3 separate regions of the Homo sapiens genome follow, and all the other regions are linked to region 3. Evidence: chromatin loops called from intact Hi-C (ENCODE). Cell type or tissue: HepG2. All regions are shown on one strand. Region 1 holds the start of AMELY (amelogenin Y-linked). Region 2 overlaps TBL1Y (transducin beta like 1 Y-linked). Region 3 overlaps TBL1Y (transducin beta like 1 Y-linked).

The links. Peaks named below come from ENCODE experiments on the same cell type or tissue, not always from the same donor. Only the 100,000 strongest peaks of a DNase experiment are listed, where the experiment ranks them.
Region 1: a loop joins it to region 3, with 34 times the contacts of the local background. A loop is called at or near these places in 1 of 110 quality-filtered maps.
Region 2: it touches region 3 in a loop (14-fold over the local background); 1 of 110 quality-filtered maps calls a loop at or near these places.

What each region holds. Positions count from the first base shown.
Region 1 is chrY:6,907,360-6,912,359 of GRCh38, reverse strand. It overlaps AMELY (amelogenin Y-linked), which reads left to right and starts at 608. Exons shown (of 7, transcript NM_001143.2): 1 at 608-687. TBL1Y (transducin beta like 1 Y-linked) reads right to left here and starts at 1,663. Exons shown (of 19, transcript NM_033284.2): 1 at 1,378-1,663; 2 at 188-272. In HepG2, no CTCF peak of the experiment used is centred here; a DNase peak (open chromatin) is centred at 3,009; H3K4me3 peaks cover 3,187 bases.
Region 2 is chrY:7,077,984-7,082,983 of GRCh38, reverse strand. TBL1Y (transducin beta like 1 Y-linked) reads right to left here. Exons shown (of 19, transcript NM_033284.2): 14 at 2,131-2,252. Among named protein-coding and RNA genes, the nearest start is that of AMELY, 170 kb to the right of the region's middle. In HepG2, no CTCF peak of the experiment used is centred here; a DNase peak (open chromatin) is centred at 2,233.
Region 3 is chrY:6,995,066-7,000,065 of GRCh38, reverse strand. TBL1Y (transducin beta like 1 Y-linked) reads right to left here. Exons shown (of 19, transcript NM_033284.2): 4 at 4,168-4,262. Among named protein-coding and RNA genes, the nearest start is that of AMELY, 86 kb to the right of the region's middle. In HepG2, no CTCF peak of the experiment used is centred here; DNase peaks (open chromatin) are centred at 2,345 and 3,935.

The DNA of each region.
Region 1 (5,000 bases), 88 kb after region 3:
CAACTTTTGTTGTGTCAGTTACCCAGCTCGGCGGCTTTCCACAAAAATCTGTAGCATATGTGAGACATGATTACTCTTTAAAATAAATGCATCATACTCAACATTTTCCTGTATTTTATTTTTCCTAATTGCACCTTTTCTAGGAAGGACTTCTAAATTTTTCATAAAATTGTCAAGAGCCACTTACCACACTGAGGCCACTGTCTGGGGAGTCCTGCCCCTCGCCTTCCAGGCTGAACCAGGGATTCTGGCGTGCCAGCAGAGGAAAACACCTAGAAGGCAGGTCAAGCCACTCATGACCATGCAAAACAGTTGCAAATAAAACAGAGGGTGGGATTTTGTTTCTTACTAGGTTTTGCTCCAGAACACCACCGATTCGAAAATAATCACATCGGTCCCTAACTTTGTGGAATTTTCGACGCACTTAGCTTGCTACAGCAACATGAGGTCGGTGCAATGAGTGAGCCCCTGCCTCCGGCATGACCACGCACAGTCGATGTACGTGAAGTCCAGGCCCTAGCCCAGCGCCGGCGGGACTCCAACGACCCACAGTTGTCACATATCCGGCGATCACTGACTCCCGAAAGCGGACGGCCCCGCCCCCTCCGTGAGAGAAGGTACCACTGGGAAGCAAGGCCGGACCCAGGATCTGCCAGACCCCGACCCGCCAGAACCTAGGATCAACAGGTCTGCGCTTTACCCTGGCGCCGCTCTGCAGACCCCAAACAGACCGGGGGCGCGGGGGGGGTTGCCCCCAGACTTGACTGCGCGCTGGGGCCAGAGAGATGGGCGGGGGAGGGGAGCTTCCGAATTCCTTGACGGTTTTGCGACTCAGAAACTGAGCAGACGCCGCGGGCCCGAGCCGCCTAGCCAGCCGGTCGCCCCGCTCTGCGCGACTGCGCTTCCACCCAGGTCGGGGCAGGCCGGCCCGAGTCCCGTGGATGAAAGGGACTCCCCTCCACCGGGGCGTGAAAAATCCCGCCACCTGCCCCTTCCGCCCACCAGCAGTGGCGCTGGGCCCAGCAGATCCCAAGAGCGGCAAACAAAGGGGCACCAGGAAGAAACCGAGTACTTTCCTAAACTTAGCAGCCGCCTCCCCCTTCCCCAAAGGAGCGTCTCCCGCCAACCTCCGTACACTCCCCACACGGCGCGCACGCACTTTGGGGGAGCGGAAACCTCCCGGTATTGTTGAGTCCAGGGAGCGCTCCGCACCCTAGTCCAAGTGCTGCGGTAACAGCTGGGGCCCTGCGTCTCCAGGAGTTCGTGGCGAGCGGAGCGTCTGGACGGCCGGAGCCGCCGGCAGGACCGCAGGGAGTCAGCGCCGTACGCAAAAGTTTGCGGACCCCGCGCCCGGCCCACCAAACACCTAGCACTCACCTCGTCGCTAGCAGCGCAACTGTGGCGGCGGCGCGTACCTGGCCGTGTTCTGAGCCTCTCTCAGGAGGGCAGCCTGTGAGGCCCGGCCGTGCGGCGGCCGAAAAGAGCCCGGCGCACCGGAGCAGCCGCGTGCCGCCCCTGGGCCGCCTCTGCCCCGCCGCCGCGGAGTCCCGGAAAGGTCGCGGGTACTGGAAAGTTTAGGTAACCAATGGCGACTAGAGAGCACTGCGGTGGCGGCAGCAGCGGAGCTGGGGTGTTGGCGGCTCCTCACTCCCGAGCGCGAATTGGGGGCACTGGAGCGGGCGCGGCGGCTGCAGCGACAGAGGGCGGGACTGCACGGCGGCGCAAGGGATTGGCACTGGCGGTGACCACCACTGGGAGCGGCCGCTAGCATGCAAACGCGGACCGGGAGGACTGAGAGCGAGAGGGCACCCACTCGCCGCGGCCCGCCCCTCCCCAACAGCCAGCTGAGGGAAACCCGCCTCCCACCAGCCCCAGCTCCAGCGCCCCAGTGGTTTAGATCCGGAACCAGCCCTTCCCCTAAGGAGGGTGGGGAACTGCGAACCGGCCCCTCCCCTATGCCGAGGGTGGGCGAGGGGAACCTGGGCCACTGCTAGACTGTTGCCTTCCCCCAACCGAAAAAGGAAGCCGCCCTCTGCCCCCACGGAACTCCCGTCACCTGTCCGAGGGTGTATCTCCGTCAAAATCGTCTTAGAAGACACCCCAGTTGTCATTTCCCATCTCGAAAAAGGGGACAGGCAGAGGCTCCCCCCTTTGCAAAACACCTCCCAGAAAAAGAGCCAGAAATTCTTAGGGACAAACTGGCGTAAAAGCCAGGAGCTGGGGTGTAGGAACTGAAGAGGAGGCTGGGAGACTCACCTCCACCGCCACTCCCAGGCTTCAGACCTCGGGCGTTTGTAAGGTGCTTTGCGTTGCCAGTGCTTACACGGACGGGCCCTGGTGTACTCAAGTCCCCAGCGCTCCTTCCTCCCTTCGCGCGCGGCCTTAATTCAGTTAAACAGATTTCCACTCCCCCTCCCCAGCACCTCTGAGGCCTGCCGTGTTGAATATTTTTAAATAAGTTTGCCCCTCCTTTTAGTATATGATGAGCTTTGTGCTAAGATCCCAGTACACTCAGCAATTTATAACCTCACTTGCTCCTCCTCCCGCGTTAGACGCTCAGGTTGTGGGGGGACGGGAACCCGAGATGAATTTTTAAGGGGTCGATCCTCCAACAAAAAAGCTCAGGTTGTGGGGGGACGGGAACCCGAGATGAATTTTTAAGGGGTCGATCCTCCAACAAAAAAGCAGACCTGAAAATTACCCTGCGAAATATTGCTGTAAAAACATCAATGATATGAAATCACGGTTGCTACACCATCATTAGAGCACATCGATAAAAAAATACACATACACAGTCTCCATAATTGTGAATCAGCAGAACAGATTGTGTCTTATTATGTCTTATCAGCTGCCATTCAAAGGTCTCCAGACAGACTTGGGACCTTCCACTGAGCCTGCCCTTCATTGCTCCCGGACTCCCTGGGCTTGTGTAAACTGATGCTGAGGTATTGCATGCAATCGAAAAACGAAGGGTGCAAGAGAAAACCCAAGCGAGCTCATGATGCAACCCTACCCTGGCTACACGTGCTTCCCTTCCCCCACCGCCTTCTGGTGGAAGCGCTGTATTTTTTCCGCCTGTAGGGTCACTTTGCGGTTAATTGATTCTTCTATAGCCTTGCTCGTTCAGTTTTGGAAAGTAAAGAGTAGAAGTCTTTACAGCTCTGGACTTAACAAGGACGCAGCCCTCGGCTACCGCACCCTCTCAAGTAGCTGCACAGCCAAACCGTCCTCCTAGCCTGCCACCCCTGCTTAGCGCTTGGAAATTCCAAACTGAACTTGGTTAAAAGACCTCTTTGTATGTTCTAATTACTTGGCAGATGTCAATCTTTTAAAGTAGGAGAAAGTGATGGAAATCCTCACTCTAAAACGGGAGCACAGGGTAGCCAAGTTTTGCAGCTGATCTTCTGTAGCTAACTGCAAAACAGCTCAGAATCCATCCTGCCTGTATCCCACCGGGTTTACTGCCCTTATAGTCAATAGCTTTTATCATAGGCTTATAGAACACCAAAGGACACTGTAACACTAAGGCAGGAAGACAGAACTCCTCTATTTATCATGCAATCACCAAAATTCCTCTTTCTGAAATGTTAGGTGGGCGGTAGATAAGTGATAGACTGTGTTATTTAATGCTTCGAATTTTTCAAATGTGCAGTCCTACCAGGTGGGAGAAAACAAGAAAATAAAGTTGGAAGGAGCTAGTGCATTCTGACAAAGCGAGCCACAATAATTTCCACAGATACCCACTGCACTAGAGATGTGTGTTCCCGTTATTTTCTGTGTGTGTGTGTGTGTGTTCCAGTTATTTTCACTTACTAATTGGAGGCAGGGGAAAAACAAATCTGTTTGCAACAAATGTCACCAACAGTACCTGGAAATTTTTTTTTTTTTTTTTTTTTTTTTTTTGGAGACTGACTTTCCCTTTGTCTCCCAGGCAGCAGTGCAGTGGCACTATCTCGGCTCACTACAACCTCCGTCTCCCGGATTCAAGTGATTCTCCTGCCTCAGCCTCCTGGGTAGCTGGTGTTACAGGCATGCAGCACCACACCTGGCTAATTTTTGTGTTTTTAGTGGAGAACGGGTTTCACCATGTTGGCCAGGCTAGTCTCAAACTACTGACCTCAAGTGACCTGCCCTCCTTGGCCTCCTAAAGTGGTGGAATTACAGGCATGAGCAATCATGCAGGCTGAGTATCCAGAATTCAAATTAAAAGCCAGTAGGGGCTGGGTGCAGTGGCTCATGCCTGTAATTCCAGCACTTTGGGAGGCCCAGGTGGGTGGATCACCTGAGGTCAGGAGTTTGAAACCAGCCTAATCAATACGGTGAAACCCCGTCTCCACTTAAAATACAAAATTAGTTGGGCGTGGTGACTTGCACCTGTAATCCCAGCTGCTCAGGAGGCTGAGACAGGAGGATAGCTTGATCCTGGGAGGTGGAGATTGCAGTGAGAGATCAGGCCACCAGCCTGGGCTACAGAACAAGACAACATCTTAAAAAAAAAAAGGCAGTAGGAATCCACAAAAAGTCTGGAATGCAGTGGTGTGGTCTCAGCTCACTACAGCCTCCTACCTCAGTCTGCCAGGTAGCTGAGTCTACAGGCGAGCACCAGCATGCCTAAGTGTTTTGCATTTTTTGTAGAGTTGAGATCTCACCATGTTACCCCAGACTGTGTCAAACTGTCTGCCTCACATTCCCAAATTGCTGTGATTAGAGGCTTGAGCCATAGCACCCCACCTCAACTAATCTTTGAGCAAGGAGCAAAGGCAGTTCATTCTTTTTAACTCACGGTGCTGGAACAACAGGACATCATATGCAAAAAAAAAAAACAAAAAACAAAACTCTAGACATAGACTTTATACCTTTCACAAAAAATAAAATAGACAATAGCCCTAAATGTAAAAGACAAAACTATAAAAACTCCCAGAAGATAACATAGGAGAAAACCTAGACAACCTTGGGTTCGGCAATTACTTTTTTTTTTTTGGAGACAGAGTCTCTCACTT
Region 2 (5,000 bases), 83 kb before region 3:
CTTTGGGGTGGGGAACCTTGGCCCAGGGGTGGGGTGAGATGGGCACTAGGGGAAAGAGAAAAATGGAATTTACATCAGTTAAGTTAGTGACATGATGGCAAATCTCCAGGAACGCGATCGTCCTCTCCTGCTTTAACAGGGGATCCCCCAGCTCCTAGCAAGGAAAGATATTCTGGATGCTGGTGAGAGAAAGGCAAGACGCCATGGGCCCTCCTGGGATCACTGTTGATGTGCTCTGCATTTTCTGGGAGAGACAGGCACACAGGCCAACAGCCACTGTCAGGGCTGTGGTATTCACATGGGCAATGAGAGCTCAGGAGGTGCCATGAATTATCCCAGGGGTGTGCACAGGACATGTAAATGGGCCTGGAGGATGGAGAAGAGTCTGTATCAGACTGAGGGCTGCTGTGGGAGTCTAAGTCAGGGACTGTTCCAGGAAGGCCTTAGCATGGGTTGAGGTGCTTGGCTGCACATGTCTTTAGGAAGACAGAGGCACAGGGTGTTTTGGACACTAGCCCAGGAGGCTGAGACTAATAAATGTGTTTAATGGTATACCGGCGATTGCAGAAGTAAGGTAAGAGATCATAACAATTGGAGAATTTGAGAGATATCTGATGAAAAGACCAGAAAGAGCCTCAGAGCCCACAGTAAGGAATTTGTTAAGTTGGCTGCTATTCATATTGTTGTTCCTTGGTATACAACAGGACCTTTTTCAGTCTTTGCTTGCTTTTAGGATTTTCTTTGTCATTAAATTTGATGTTTGATAACCATATGCCTAGGTGGGTAGGTGTGGTTCTGTTCATATTTATTCTGCTTGAGATTTCCTGAGCTTCTCAAATTAAATGATGTTTTCCAACAAATTTAGAAAAAATTGGCCATTATTGCCTCAAATGATTTTCCTGTTTCATTCTTTCTTCTTTCCCCATTATGCACACATCTTTAGGCTGCCTGATATTGTCCCACAGGCCCGTAAGCCCCTATTCATTTTTCAGTCTTTTATGTGTTCTTCAAACTGGCAAATTTCTGTGATCTCTAACTTTACTTCTGCAGTCTTCAACCTGCTAGTAAACCCACTGATGAAGATGGATATTTTTCCCCACCCAAATCTCAGGTTGAATTGTAATCCCAATGCTGGAGGTGGGCCCTGGTGGGAGGTGTTTGGATCAAGAGGGCAGATCCCTCATGGCTTGGTGCTGTGTTCATGAGAGTGAGTTCTTACGAGATATGGTGGTTTAAATGTGTGTAATACTCCACAGCCCCTCTCTTTTGCTCCTACTTTGGCCACGTGAGACACCTGCTCACCTTTTACCTTCTGTCATGGTTGTAAGCTTCCTGAGTCCTCCCCAGAAGCAGATGCTTTCTATACAGGTGCAAAACTTTAAGACAATTAAATATCTTATAAATTACCCAGTCACAGGTATTTGTTTATAGCAATACAAGAACAGCCCAATACACCCACCTACTAAGATTTTCAATTGCGACATTATACTTCTCAGTTCTCAAATTTCCTTTTTTAAAAAATTAATTTAAACAGATCTCACTCTGTTGCCTAGGCTGGAGTACAGTGGTGTGATCGCAGTCACTGCAGCCTCAACCTCCTGGGCTGAGACAACAGGTGCACACCACCACACCTAGCTTATTTTTAAAATTTGTTTTGCAGAGACAGGGTTTTGTTGTATTGCCCAGGCTGGACTTGAACTCAAGCAATTATCTGGCCTCGAGCAATTATCTGGCCTCAGCCTCCCAAAGTACTGGGATTATAGGTGTGAGCCACTGTTCCTAGCCTTGATTTTTAATGACGTATTTTTTTCCATTCATTGCAGATGTGCCCCATCTATTCATTTATTGTGAACATCCCTTCCTTTATGTGCCCTATGTTTTTCTCATAGCTACCTTATAGGCTTTGATGCCAAGTCCACCAACTACACCATTTCCAGGTCAAATGTTCTCAACGCACACCCCAAAGTGGTTGAATCCATCCACCTGAATTGGCCACTATAGCTCAAGCAGCCAAGGGCTGCAGAAGAAATGGTCTGCTGCTGCAGTATATTTTAATTCTAGGCATACAAGAATTGGCTCCCACATCACCTTCTCATGAACTCGAGACCAGTGACAAGAGCTCTCACTTACTGTGTGTCCCTGGAAGGTTTTGACTGGGTGGTCACAGCCGAGCCTGCACACATGGATACACATGTCTGTGCTACAGGAGGCAAAGGTCATGTTGTTCTGCCAGTCCACATCAAGGGCGGGGGCTGCAGCAGGGAGGGAGGACATCTGCAGTTATTCACTGTGTGCATAGCTCTATGGATTTACAACAATGAACAGCAGAGTCAAGAAGCCTCTTTAGTTTACTTATTTATTTATTCTAGAGACAGGGCCTGCTCTGTCACCCAGGCTGGAGTGCAGTGGCTTAACGGCTCATGGCAGCCTCAAATTCCTGGGCTCAAGAGGTCCTCCCACCTCAGTGTCCCAACCTCAAGGAATCCTCCCGCCTCAGCCTCCCGAGTAGCTGGGACTACAGGTGTATGCCACCACACTAAGCTAATTTTAAAATTTTCTGTAGAGATGGGGTCTCCCTACATGGTCCAAGCTAGTGTTCAACTCAAGCAATCCTCCGGCCTTGGCCTCTCATGCCTATAAGCCCAGCATTTTGGAAGGCCGAAGTGGGAGGTTCATGAGGTTGAGATCAAGACCATCCTGGCCAACATGGTGAAATCCAGTTTCTACTAAAAAATACAAAAATTAGCCAGGTGTGGTGGCACACGCCTGTAGTCCCAGTTACTTGAGAGATGGAGGCAGGAGAATGGCTTGAACCCAGGAGATGGAGATGCAGTGAGCCAAGATTGGACCACTGCACTCCAGACTGGCCACAGAGCAAGAATCCTGTCTCAAAAAAACACCAAAAAAAAAAAAAAAAAAAAAAAAAAAAAAACAAACAGTCCCGTGTGTGATCACAGTTTCCTTCCTTCCTTCCTTTCAAGACCTTAAAGACCCTCTCCTGCCATGTTGGCAGGGATGACAAGATGTCCTAGAAAAAAGGCTTCATGACATTTCCTGTGCCCCAGGGCCTGCAGAATCTCCTGCTCCCATGGCACAGATAAGAAGGGCAGGTGAGAGAGCTGCCCTGCCTACTCTGCACCTGGCTGCTTCCAGCAGTATCACTGCAATGAGCTAATTTGATTCTACTTCAGACAGAAAGGAGAAAAAAGGAGAGGAAGAATTTCTTGCCCTATTTTCAAGATACCTCAATATATGTAAAAAAAAAGCCTCCTGAAATCCATTAATGCATCCCACTGACTGGGAGATAATTACAGTCAACAAGAAACCCTTTGGGGATGAAATAGGACATATGCCTCAGGGCCTGTGACCAACACTCTCCCTGACTTTGAGCCTTTCTCAGGTCCAGGTGGTTCAGAACAACGTAAAGCTGAACTCCCGTTGTATAATTACAGCTGTGGGTCTTGTTCTCTCCCTTCTGGTTTCTTTCCTAGGATGGAAACTAGAAATCTGGCAACTTCCCAATGCACCAAAATGTCCAGGGCCCTAGTTAAAAGCCAGGCTCTGGTTCTGTCCTCAGAAGGTCTGACTTCACAATGCTGGACCATGTCCTGAGAGGCACTGGAAATATGGGTGACAGCAAGGGCACTGAAGTCCTAGCAACTGGGCCTCATTCCTCATTCTGCCCCATTACTGACATGCAGCTGCAGGTCAATGGCTTCCTGGAGTCTCAGCTGCAGACGCAGATGTTGCAAGTTGTCCCAGACAAGGGGGGAAATGAGCAAGATGAAGCATCTCAGGAGATCAGCAAAGTGCCCAAGACATGGAATGAGCTGGGGGTGTGGAAGTTCCCATAGCAGGTGCAACCCTGCACTCTCATCCTTTTTTGAGTCTGGGGAACTGTGATTTCAACTGCTCACTCCTATCCTCTAGCAGAGAGTGGTGGGGGTGAGAAGCTGTGGCTGTGAGTGGCTATTTCCCTTCCTCTCAGATGCTCACTGGCAGCAGGGATCACTGGCATTCCTAGGGGCCAGCAGGCATGCTGTGCTCAGATCCCTGGCCTCTCTCCACTGCAGGGGCCATGCCAGCAAAGCACTCCCTAGACTCACTCCCACCTCATGACAGAGAACTGATAAGCAAGAAAAAAGGCCATGGGATGCCAAGATGGGAGGACACAGGGGAAGAGGTGCCTTCTCAAACAATCTCCTCTTTTCCCCTGAAGACTCTGAGCAACCCACTCTCTTATTAAGGATCATCATGAGACTTTTCATATGTAGAGGACCTCTGAACCCAGCTGTGTGCACAAAACCCTGATTATCAAAGGGACTAACTTAGGGATGTGAAAAGTACTGTGTTCAATTACATGTAAAATGCAGAGAAAGGCTCTCCCTTCCTAGGGTTCATGCTAATTAAAGAGGGTAATGCCTTAAGGAGCAGGGAGCTCTGGGTTTTGAGGGCTACCCATCAACATCTGACCAGCTCTTCTATCCCTGTGCTTCCCACACAAGCCAGTGGAAATTACTTTTAGCTACTGAGTGGGCTCCATGATGTACCAGGAGAGAAGGTGGGGTTATGGCAATTCTACAAGAATGCCCAACCAAGAACTCTCATTGGTTTTCCTAAATAGTATGGTCCATTCTGTTGTTTGCCAAGTTATATTTCCCAAGCTAGCTGCAAACACTGAATTAGCCAACACTGAAGAATTGCTTCTAGGGAAAATAGAGGGTTAACTTCTGCTAGGCTCTGGCCACAATGTCCTCAACAACTGACCAATACAGAAGCCCATCTTATGTGTCTTTTTTTTTTCCTTTGCAGATGTGGTCTTGCTCTGTCATCCACGCTGGAGTGCAGTGGCACAATCATAGCTCACTAGAGCCTTGAACTCTTGGGTTCACTTGATCTTCCCACCTCAGCCTCCAGAGTAGCTAGGCTGCTAGTGTGAGCCACCATGCCTGGCTCATTTAAAAACAATGGTTTTTGGCAGAGACAGGGTCTTGCTGTGT
Region 3 (5,000 bases):
TATTCACAGTTTCTGTACACAGTGCACATTGTAGCATGAAGAAGACTCCTATTCTGTAGGAGAAAATACTGAGAAAAAAAATGGAATCTTGAGCCCTGAAAGGAACCCAGTGTTAAAGAAATATGGCCATTTCTCCAAGGATTTTCTCAGTCGATTGAATTGGCCAGGAAAATGATTCATGAAGGGAGGCAGGGAGAAAAGACGATGGCAGTAAGGAAGAAAAGGAAGGGAGGAGAGAAGACGGGGGAGAGGAGAGGAGGGGAAGGGAGGGGAGGGGAGGGGGTAAGAAAGGAAGGAAAGAAGGGAAGGAGGGAGGAAGAGAAGAAGGGAAGGAAAGGCTTGAATAAGTAGATGCTATTTGTGAGTGATGAGGAAAGAAAAACACAGAGTCAGAGAGAGAAGAAAAGGAAAAAAAAAAAAAAAAAACAAATGAAAGCCATCCTCTTTCATATTCTACTTCTATTTTCAACTATTTCCTGCCTTGGGAAATTTTGGTTGCCCATCTCAGGTAGGCTTGGAAAGCAGGGAAGGTGAGAACTCTCCAGGGAAAAATTAAAGCCGGAAGTGGGGCTGCCATCTAAGCCTCAGGTCTCAGAGCCACGGTCATGTCACTGTGAAGACAAAAACATGCTGGTACCACCAAGCTGCATGCCAAAGCAAAGCTCTGCCTTGTTTCCAGGTAACAGAAGTGCCTAGGTGACGTGGTGCCAAAACCAACACTGCCTCATCCCACCTTCAGCTCTCCACTAGAGGAAGCCACCTCCTCACTGGACATCTGCCGTGTCTAGAACATGTAAGGGCTACAAGCGAATCTCAAAGATTCCCTCCCAACTCTAAAATCTTAGGAACCTGCAATATGTCCACTAAGGCAGGCTGAGTGTCCAGAACTTGCTCTCAGGAGGCTCATTTGTTCAAATCTCATGGGCCTCAAATCACTGTTGAGAAAATTGTTTGCCCTTAGTACTGTGCTCTGTCCTCATGGCCTTGTCTTCTGGGACCAGTGCCTTGGACCCATAGGTATTCAATAAACATCTGCCCAATGAACAAATGGATGAATGATCTTAGTGCTGTGAGAGCCAAGACCAACAAAGGGACTGACATCATGAGTAAAAGGGAAAATGTAAACTTTGTGAACGTGTTTGGAGAAAAATATTCTCATTAACTTTTTAAGTTAATTGTGCACAAAGGACTGTAAAGAAGGTTATTCAATTGTTTCGTTCTTTTGAAAGGGAAATGCCAACATTTCCTACATGTCTTGAGGCAGAAGGAGCACAGAGATGCAGCAGTGGTTGTGAAATTACCTAGAAGATTAATACTAATTTATGGTGTAGGTGGGAACTGAGGAGGTTCGACCATTAGGGGCTCAGTAACTGTATGGATTTGATTGGAGGCAAAACTATTTTTCTGTGCAAGAATACAATTAAGAGTAAAAAATAGGTATGTGATTCATTCATTCATTCATTTTTTTTTTTTTAATTTTTGGGATAGTCTTGCTCTGTCATCCAGGCTGGAATGCACCGATGTGATCATGACTCACTGAAGCCTCAAGTGATCCTCCCAACTCAGCCTCCTTAGTTCCAGGAATTACAGCAATACACTATCACGCCTGGCTAATTTCTATTTTTTTGTAGAGACAGAGTCTCAATATATTGCCCAGGTTAGAGAAATAATACTTTCTAATGAACTGACTGCTAAGTTGTTAAAGGAGAGTCTCCATTTGTGGGCTCTGATGGCTCCAAAGAGAGGGCATGAATGTGGCTAAATCAACAACTACTTTTCCTAGCATTTTCTGATGGATGACTACGGACTCAACAGGAGCTATTCTCTAACCAAGGTCCCAATTTATGCATGCAAAAGATAAACAGGAACGCGATAGGCAGCTTCTCAAATGGCACACATGAGCTCCGGCTTTTGGCATTTACATTCCAGTACCGGCCTGTGCCATATTTATCAGGTTGGTCCCTGAGACGAACGGAATTGCTGCACATGATGCTGCATCACTTCTGCTGCTGTGACACCCTTACTGAGCTTAGAATTGATCCTCTAGCCCCACACGAGGTCTCAGAGGCTGCAGCACAGGCTGCAACCTTGTGACAGACCCTGAGCCAGAACCACTTGGCTAAGCTGTACCTGGATTCCTGATTCTCAGAACATGTGTGAGATCATCAGTGTTTGTAGTTTTCACCTGCTGAGTTTGGGGTTATTTGTTACACAGCAATCAATAGATAACTGATACAGGGGCTGAAACTGGAGTACACTGGTAGAAATGAGAACACATGTCACAGAAACTAACCCAATGCATTTGCTCCCCATCCAAGCCAATAATTGTTTGAGTTGTCTGCCTTCATGCAAGCATGCTAACAAAAGCCCTATTGAACAGACTGCCACCATAAGGTAGTCTTTAGTTAAATTTTAGTCTAGTGGGTTAATAATTTACCTTCCAGATTCATGCAGCCATAGAAACCAGACTGATTTTTTTTCTAAATCTCCAGAGAATAATTTGTTCTGCTCACCTAAGCATTTACATGTCTAAATGGAATAAATGACATTTTTTCTTAGAAGAAAAGCCCCTGCCTAAAGTTCTTGACTTACAATGAGGTAAATCCTAACCTTCTCCGATTTATTTTAGCAAATTCCTTTTTTTTTTGGTGATCGCGTCTTGCTCTGTCACCCAGGCTGGAGTGCAGTGGCAAAATCTTGACTCGTTGCAAGGTTCAAGCCTCCCAGGTTCAAGCAATCCTCCTGCCTCAGCCTCCCAAGTAGCTGCGATTACAGGCACCTGCCACCACAACCAGCTAATTACTGTATTTTTAGTAGAAATATGCTTTCACCATGTTGGCCAGGCTGGTCTCAAACTCCTGGCCTCAAGTGATCCACCTGCCCTGGCCTCCCAAAGTGTTGGGATTCTACGTGTGAGCCACCACACCTGGTCTGAAATTCTTGACATAAAAAATGTAAGCAGCTGTTCTATCATATTGTATGAGCACAGAAGAGTAGCTTTACCTGAAAGAAAGACATCCTTTGTGGCTTTAAACTACTGGTATTTACCTTATCTAACAGAATTTAAATTTTTTTCCTCCAAAGTGAAATTCCAGTTTCTGTGTAGTTTGTTTATGAGTGTGACATCGTACCCAGGATGGATGGAACTGACAGATACTCTAAAAGCAGCTGAATCTTCTGTGTGGGTTCCAATGAGAATGTGAAATCATATCCCTACCTTCACAACTGCCACTGGAAGCTGATCCTGCAGGGCCCTGAGTCAGGTCACCTGTTTATCATGTGATGCCACCACCACCAAGAGAGAAAATTCCAGGGTCAAGCCTTCACCTAACACTGAGAATTTTCTTTTTTAAAAGTTTCTGAGATGGAGTTTCCCTCTTGTTGCCCAGGCTGGAGTGCAGTGGTGTGATCTCAGCTCACTGCAACCTCCGCCTCCTGGGTTCAAGTGATTCTCCTGCCTCAGCTTCCCAAGTAGCTGAGACTACAGGCACACACCACAATGCCCAGCTAATTTTGTATTTTTAGTAGAGACGGGGTTTCTCCATGTTGGTCAGGCTGGTTTCGAACTCCTGACCTCAGGTGATACACCTGTCTCGGCCTCCCAAAGCGCTGGGATTACAGGCGTGAGCCACCATGCCCGGCAAGAACTTTCAAATACAGAACTCTTCTTAGCAGACATTTGCTTGGTTTAACATTTCCCTGAAAAAAGCCACAGGTCTTGAAAGATGTTTCACTTGGCACCCAAGACTCTCCCAGGAGAGCATTTCTTTCTAAGAAAACCACACAAGACTCAGTGGAAAAAACCTTTGATTCCAGACACAGAAAATGCAAGGGCAAAACGTCTTCTCTTCCTGACCCTCTGGCCAGAACAGGGCCAGGTTCAGAAGCTCTGCTGGTGGCTGTGACCTCTCAGTTAATGTTTGATGGCTGAATCAGAGAGGATTCCAGGGACACAGGCCAGCAGCGCTCAGCCAACATTCCAAGTGGAACAGCGGCCATGTACACAGCATTCCCCTGTCCCATCACATGGAAAAACAGCCCACGCACACCAAGTGGTTGGTCAATAGCAGGGTCCCAGACCCAAAGCTACCCTGAGCTGCAAACTCAGACATCTACACATCAAAGACATCTCCCTACACCTGTGAACCAGCAAACATGAGAAGTTACCTCTTTAGGGAGAAACAGTTTATGACAATCCACATCAAGTCCTGCTTCATTTCTTCAAAAACTGCCCTTCTGTTAAGAGAACAGCTGGCATTCCCCTGGCAAAAAAAAAAAAAAAAAAAAAGGTGAAATAAAAAGTCTACCCTGAATTAGCCAGGAGTGGTAGCACACGGCTGTAACCCCAACTACTTGGGAGGCTGAGGCAGGAGAATCACTTGAACCTGGGAGGCAGAGGTTGCAGTGAACTGAGATTGCACTACTGCACTCCAGCCTGGGCAACAAGAGCGAAACACCGTCTCAAAATTAAAAAAAATAAATTTTAAGTCTACCCAGTTAATTTCTACTTCTGCATCTGGCTTTTGACCTTGCTGCTAAACAGGCTTCTGTTTATCAGGACCCATGATTCTATATTGCCCTTTCACACAACACTACCCTCAGAGTACTGCCTTGTTACATATTCATTTTACTCAGCACAAAGAATTCCTTCAGCCACCCTGCCAAAGTGTCTAATGGCCAGTGGGCCTGGGTCATGTATGGTCACGTAACCAGCTTGAAGTACACCAGGGGAATTGGCAGAAGGGTGGTATGGGATGGGGTGGGACATAACTACTGTAATGGGGTGACCTGGGTCCACAAAAATGACATGCTGGAGTCCTAATCTGCAGCACCTCAGAACCTCATTTGCAAAAAGGATCACTGGAGATGCAGTAAGTTAAAGTAAGAGGAGGACACACTGCAGCAGGGTAGGACCATAATCTACCATGACTGGTATCCTTGCAAGAAGACAGAGACACTCAGGGAGGTCACATGCCCACCGAGGCCAGAGATGGCCCACA